2 separate regions of the Homo sapiens genome follow, and region 1 is linked to region 2. Evidence: chromatin loops called from intact Hi-C (ENCODE). Cell type or tissue: HCT116. All regions are shown on one strand. Links, peaks and the distances in the headings refer to the core of each region. The heading gives the core; the rest is flanking DNA.

Region 1 (2,921 bases), core at 301-2,800, 110 kb before region 2:
GTGTAACTTTGTCTAACTTTGTGCTGTAAGTCAGAGATTGACTTCTTGGGGTCACTGTTTTGTTAGCATAGCTCACGGAACTCAGGGAGACACTTAATTCCATTTACCAGTTTATTATAAAGGGTATTACAAAGGATACAGTTGAATGAATACATACAGCCAGGTGAAGAGATGGCTAGGGAGGGTCTTGGAGCTTTCATGTCCTCTCCGGGCGCCACTCTCCCAGCGTCTCCATGTGTTCAGCTATCCAGAAGCCCTCCAGACCCGCTCCTTTGGGTTTTTATGGAGGCCTCATTACAAAGGCATGATTGATCAAACCATTGGCCATCGGTGATTGAGTCAACCTCCTGCCCCTCTTTGCTCCCTGGAAACAGGGTCAGGGGGTGTGTATGGGTGGAGTAGGGAGAAAGGGGCTGAAAGTTCCAACTCTCTAATCACTTGCTTGGTTCCCCTGGCAACCAGCCCCCTCCAGAGGCAATCTGGGAGCCCTCAGTCGTCAATCATCTCATTAGCATACAAAAAGGCTCTTTATCACTTTGTACATTCCAAGGGGTTTTCTTTCTTTCTTTTTTAAATTTGAGACAGGGTCTTGCTCCGTCACCCAGGCTGGAGTGCAGTGGCATGATCATGGCTCACTGCAGCCTTGACCCCTTGGGCTCAAGCGATCCTCCAGATCCTCCCGCCTCAGCCTACCAAAGTGCTGGGATTACAGGTGCATGCCCCCATGCCCAGCCAATTGCAAGGATTTTAAGAACTATGTGCCAGGAAGCAGAGACAAGACCAAATATATATTTCTTATTATAAATCACAATATCACACCTTCCTCATGATTCACACTTCAGGTCACTTACTCACTGTGTAACTCTGTGCAAGTTCCCTAACCTCTCTGTGCCCCAGTTCCCTTATCTGTAAAATTCGCTAAATTCCAGGAAGGGCCAGCCACACTGGTAGGCCTATGCGGTGCGGTGGCCGATGGGGGACAGACGACACACAGAGGCAGAAGCCAAAGAACACGGGTTTAAAAACAAGGGGTTAAGAGCAAGAGCTTTGATTCAGACGAACCTGGAGTCCAGCCTCACTTTCGTTGTTTTACTTATATGTTATTGGGCAAGTTACCAAATCTCCCTAAGTCTGTATTCCTTCAGCCAAATAATGGGATGACAATCTGTTTCACTGGATGATTGTGAGGTTTAAATGTGGTCATGCATCAAAGTTCCTTATACAGCACTCAGTGCACAGCAAATATTCAGTGAATATTAATTATTTTATTATGACTGCTACCAGCATCTAACGACAGTCCTAAATACCATCTAAGTTTACCAAATGTCTCTCTGATTTACTGGTGACATTGGATAAAGGAAATGCTAAGAGAATGCAGTGCAGTGGAAAGAAGGGCGGGCTGGACATCAGCGTTCTGGTCTCCATCCGGGACTGGCCAGCAGGTGGCTCTGGAAAAGGGAGTCCCTCAGGGTCACGGTTTTCTATCTGTCCTGAGGCATGATCTTCAAAGTCCATTCTAGCTTCTGTCTATGACTTTAGATCTGACAGAAATCTCCCCGGAGGAACTCATGAGCCGTAAGTTAAACATGGTTTGAAATCACCCTTGAGCTCCTTGCTGATCATGCTTATCCATGTTGAAGGCTCATCCAGGAATAATAGATGGGTCTTGTGTGTGGTTTGAAAAGTTCACTTCTGGCCAGGTGCAGTGGTGAACCCTGTAATGCCAGCACTTTGGGAGGCCAAGGTGGAAGGATCGCTTGAGGCCAAAAGTTCAAGACCAGCCTGGGCAACATAGTTAGACTTTGTCTCTAAAAAATAAAAATAAAAATTAGCTGGGCATGGTGGTACACACCTGTGGTCTCAGCTACTCAGGAGGCTGAGGCGGTAGGATCACTTGAGCCTGGGAGGTGGAAGCTGCAGTGAGCTATGATTGTGCCAGTCCACTCCAGCCTGGGCAAGACCTTGTCTCAAAAGGAAAGTACACTTTTTATTTTCACAGGAGGTAATGATACATTCAAGTTGGTTACTTTACACAAGAAGAAATTTGTGTAATTTCTTACACAAAGAAATTACACAATTTTAGATAAATTTATCTTTATCTAAAATTATAATAAATAATTTTATTATTTAATAAACAATAAATAAATCTAAAACTCATTTATGTAAAATTTGTCACTATCTAAAATTTTCATAGTAAATTGTATGGAAAATATAATATCCCGTAGATGTGTCAAGACCAGAACATAGGTCAAACAGAGCTGAACTCGAGTCTCAGGTCTGCTGGTTGACTGCTAGTGACCTTGGGCAAGTCACTTACCCTCTCCAGTTCTTGTTTTCCTCACCTGAAAATGGGAACGATATTGTCTGCCTTATCGGGCTATGATGAGAATGGAAAGCTAGAACATGTAGACTGCCCTCCATAGTGCTTGGCATGGGGTCGTTCCTTTTCCCTCCCAGATGGAACACTGCATCCATCCCGATGGAGGTTTCTAGATGATGCTCCAGAGGATTCCAAGCAGAGAACATTTACAATTTCCATACATTACAAAAGTGTGAGCCTGCAAGGCAAGGTCTGGAGCTGGGAGCACATCTGGAGCAGTGGGTGGGTACTGAGAACCATATCCACACACACAAAGAAATGTGTTCGTTCAGAAGATCCAGCATCAATTCCTTCTTCCTAAGATTTGACAAGACTGGAGTCATTTCTTCACCAGGCCCATTTTATGAAAAACCCTGGGAAAACTGAGGTCCAGCAGCCAAAGATCTAACACAGCGGAATCAGGAAAAATGGTGGACAGGCCCCTGAAGGCACGTAAGGAGCAGGGAGCCTGGTGACCTTGGTGCACCCAATGCCTCCCTAACTAGAGTAATGGAACACCAATGTGGTTTACATTCATAATCCCTTGCATTTGAGAATTTTT
Region 2 (2,921 bases), core at 142-2,641:
TAAAAATACAAAAAAATTAGCCGGCCGTGGTGGCGTGCACCTGTAGTCCCAGCTGCTGGGGAGGCTGAGACAGCAGAATGGTGTGAACCCCGGGAGGCGGAGCTTGCAGTGAGCCAAGATCGTGCCACTGCACTCCAGCCTGGGCGACAAAGCAAGACTCTGTCTCAAAAAGAAAAAAAAAAAAAAAGATCTATCTTGCCTGGGCATGGTGGCTCATGCCTGCAATCCCAGCACTTTGGGAAGCTGAAGCAGGAGGATTGCTTGAGCCCAGGAGTTCAAGACCAGCCTGGGAAACATGGCAAGACCCTGCCTCTACAAAAAATAAAATTAGCCAGGTGTGGTTGCACAGGCCTGTAGTCCCAGCCACTTGGGAGGCTGAGGTGGGAGGATTGCTTGAGCCCAGAAGTTAGAGGCTGCAGTCACCCGTGACTACACCTGTGCACTGCAGCCTAGGTGACAGAGTAAGACCCTGTCTCAAAAGAAAAAAAAGACCTATCTCATAGGATTTAAGCAAAGACTAAATGAGATTTTATGTGCCACATACAAAATAAGGATCTAAGAAATGAATGTTCTTTTCCATGCCGCTAGTAACCCTGTCCAAAAAATGAAGTCTTGTTTGGTCAGCTGTGATCTGGGCTTCATGTCCTCATGCAGGCACCTGGTGGTCATCACTTTGTCTAGGAGTTTGGAGATGCTGCTTTTCATAATCCAATCTGGAATTCTAAAGATTACTCAAAGTGTACTTATTGGTTTCTTTCTGGAAGAATTTCTGTTTTCCTTTTTAAAGTCTTCAGACTGCTGTAGTCCCCTCATTGTTTTAATGAAATGAGTTACGTAATTGTGAAACTCTCAGATTTGAGCCTCTGTTTTGTGTGAGGCAGCATCTTGTCAATTTTGGAGACTGAAAAACTGTCATTTTTTATTCCATAATATTGCATGCAATTCTTCAATCACCCTTGAATTTTTGGTTTCACTAGAAATTTAATGGCTCTGTATGATGACCACATATATATAAAAATCTCCTGCCTTTCTGTAGCTCTAACTTCTTCCCCCTTTTTTGCATTTTAATAATTGTATATGTGGTAAGACATACCCAAATATGACAAGTTTAATGTGAATATTTATATCTTGAATATCTTGAAAATGTTTATATAGTTTGGAGGCAACCCATTTGTTTATGTTTTATACTCTAGCAAAACCGTGATCTGTCTTTGTAAATTCAGAAGCTAATACTAAAATAGGTTCACTTACGGAGACAGGAGTTTTATGTCTAAGGAAGAAGGGCTCTCTAAGCATTTTTTGTTCAGTGGTTCAATAGTCTATCTGTAATAGACACTCTTAGAAGAACTGGGTTCTTAGAGTTGGAATATTAAAGGTAATAATGAGAATAAACTCTAAAGAACACTCATGCCCCCTAGAGGATTGGGGGAGTGGAGGTGGTGTAGTTTCAGCAATACCCTCTTCTATGATAGGTGTTGATCAAAACCCAAAGGGTAAAAGGATAGCATGTAAAAACACTTTAGGACCCTCACAGGAGTTCATCCAAGTGGAATATCCACAGGTATAGACAGAGATACTTATTTTCTTCTTTTTCTTCTTTGGTGGGACTCAGTAAAATTAAACAAGTGCTGAGAAAGACACACGTTTAACACCAGTGTAGACTCTTTGTATTTATTCCTAGTAGTTCCAGAGATGTAACATCTTATCTCCTTTTCTTTTATTCACCAATTTATTAGCCCTAATTTTTATTTCTCTCTGCCTCCTCTGAATTTATTCTATCTTCCCCACTGCCTCCTATCTTCCAGCCCATCTAGAAACCTTTTCTATCCAAACAAATGGAAACACCTCTGGCCACCTTACTCTAAAATATCTCATCTCTTTCCTGTTCAATTTAAGGAACTATTTGTTGAGTTAAATACCCTGATTAAACCATTCCAAAGGCAGGGTTAAAATATTTTTGCTGGGCCGGGCACAGTGGCTCACATCTGTAATCCCAGCACCTTGGGAGGCCGCAGCGGGCAAATCACCTGAGGTCAGGAGTTCAAGACCAGCCTGGCCAACATGGTGAAATCCCATCTCTACTAAAAACACAAAAAATTATCTGGGCATGGTGATGGGCGCCTGTAATCCCAGCTACTCGGGAGGCTGAGGCAGGAGGATCACTTGAACCCGGGAGGCAGAGGTTGCAATGAGCTGAGATTGCGCCATTGCACTCCAGCCTGGGCAACAAGAGCAAAACTCTGTCTCAAAAAAAAAATATATATATATATTTTTTGTTGTTTACTATTCTGTTTAAGATGGGGTTGACACAATCAGGGAAATGCAGGGATTCTTACCTTTCACTTGGTTGAATCCAGTGCAGCTAAACTAGGAGTGATGAAGGGAAGTGTAAAGAAATTTTGGTTCAATGTTTAAGTTATTCTTTCAGATCTGCCCTAGTTGTCACTACATGATAGAATGGAAGTAACCCTTTATTTTCTCTTTTTATTCTAGATAATTATCCATTTGATATTATTTGGTTGAGTCATCTAAGCAACTACAAGTGTTCATAATGTTAGGTAGTAATGACATTCTTGTTTTAATCATCGAAGTGCCTTCTCTCCCTTTTGATCTCTGCTGACTTACCCTCCATTTAGACATGAAACAACAAATGCCATTTCTTTACCCACCATTGTGTTATAGCCTCTTTGATCTTTGGGCTAGATTGGAGAATCAGAATCAAATTTACACAGCAGTTCCTCTTGCCAAGAAAACCACTGTTTCTTTCCTAAGTAATTGTGTTCCTTTGCTCTAAAGAGATGAAATCTGAATCTTCATCATTTATAAACTTAGAAGAATAAAAGGAGCATATAAAGTCTAAAGTCCCCATCATGCAAAGTCCCATCCTGCTACTAGAAAATTTAAAAATACATATGTGGTTC

What was found. A loop is a pair of places that touch in the nucleus more often than their neighbours do. Peaks named below come from ENCODE experiments on the same cell type or tissue, not always from the same donor. Only the 100,000 strongest peaks of a DNase experiment are listed, where the experiment ranks them.
Region 1: it touches region 2 in a loop (8-fold over the local background); 63 of 110 quality-filtered maps call a loop at or near these places.

What each region holds. Positions count from the first base shown.
Region 1 is chr4:153,206,321-153,209,241 of GRCh38, forward strand. All of the region lies in intron 1 of TRIM2 (tripartite motif containing 2), which reads left to right. Among named protein-coding and RNA genes, the nearest start is that of TRIM2, 3.3 kb to the left of the region's middle. RefSeq lists enhancers at 1-579, 2,880-2,921. In HCT116, for the core only: a CTCF peak has its summit at 1,437 (motif pointing right); no DNase peak of the experiment used is centred there; H3K27ac peaks cover 155 bases.
Region 2 is chr4:153,317,484-153,320,404 of GRCh38, forward strand. The region is part of intron 8 of TRIM2 (tripartite motif containing 2); the gene reads left to right. Among named protein-coding and RNA genes, the nearest start is that of MND1, 26 kb to the right of the region's middle. In HCT116, for the core only: a CTCF peak has its summit at 1,412; a DNase peak (open chromatin) is centred at 1,398.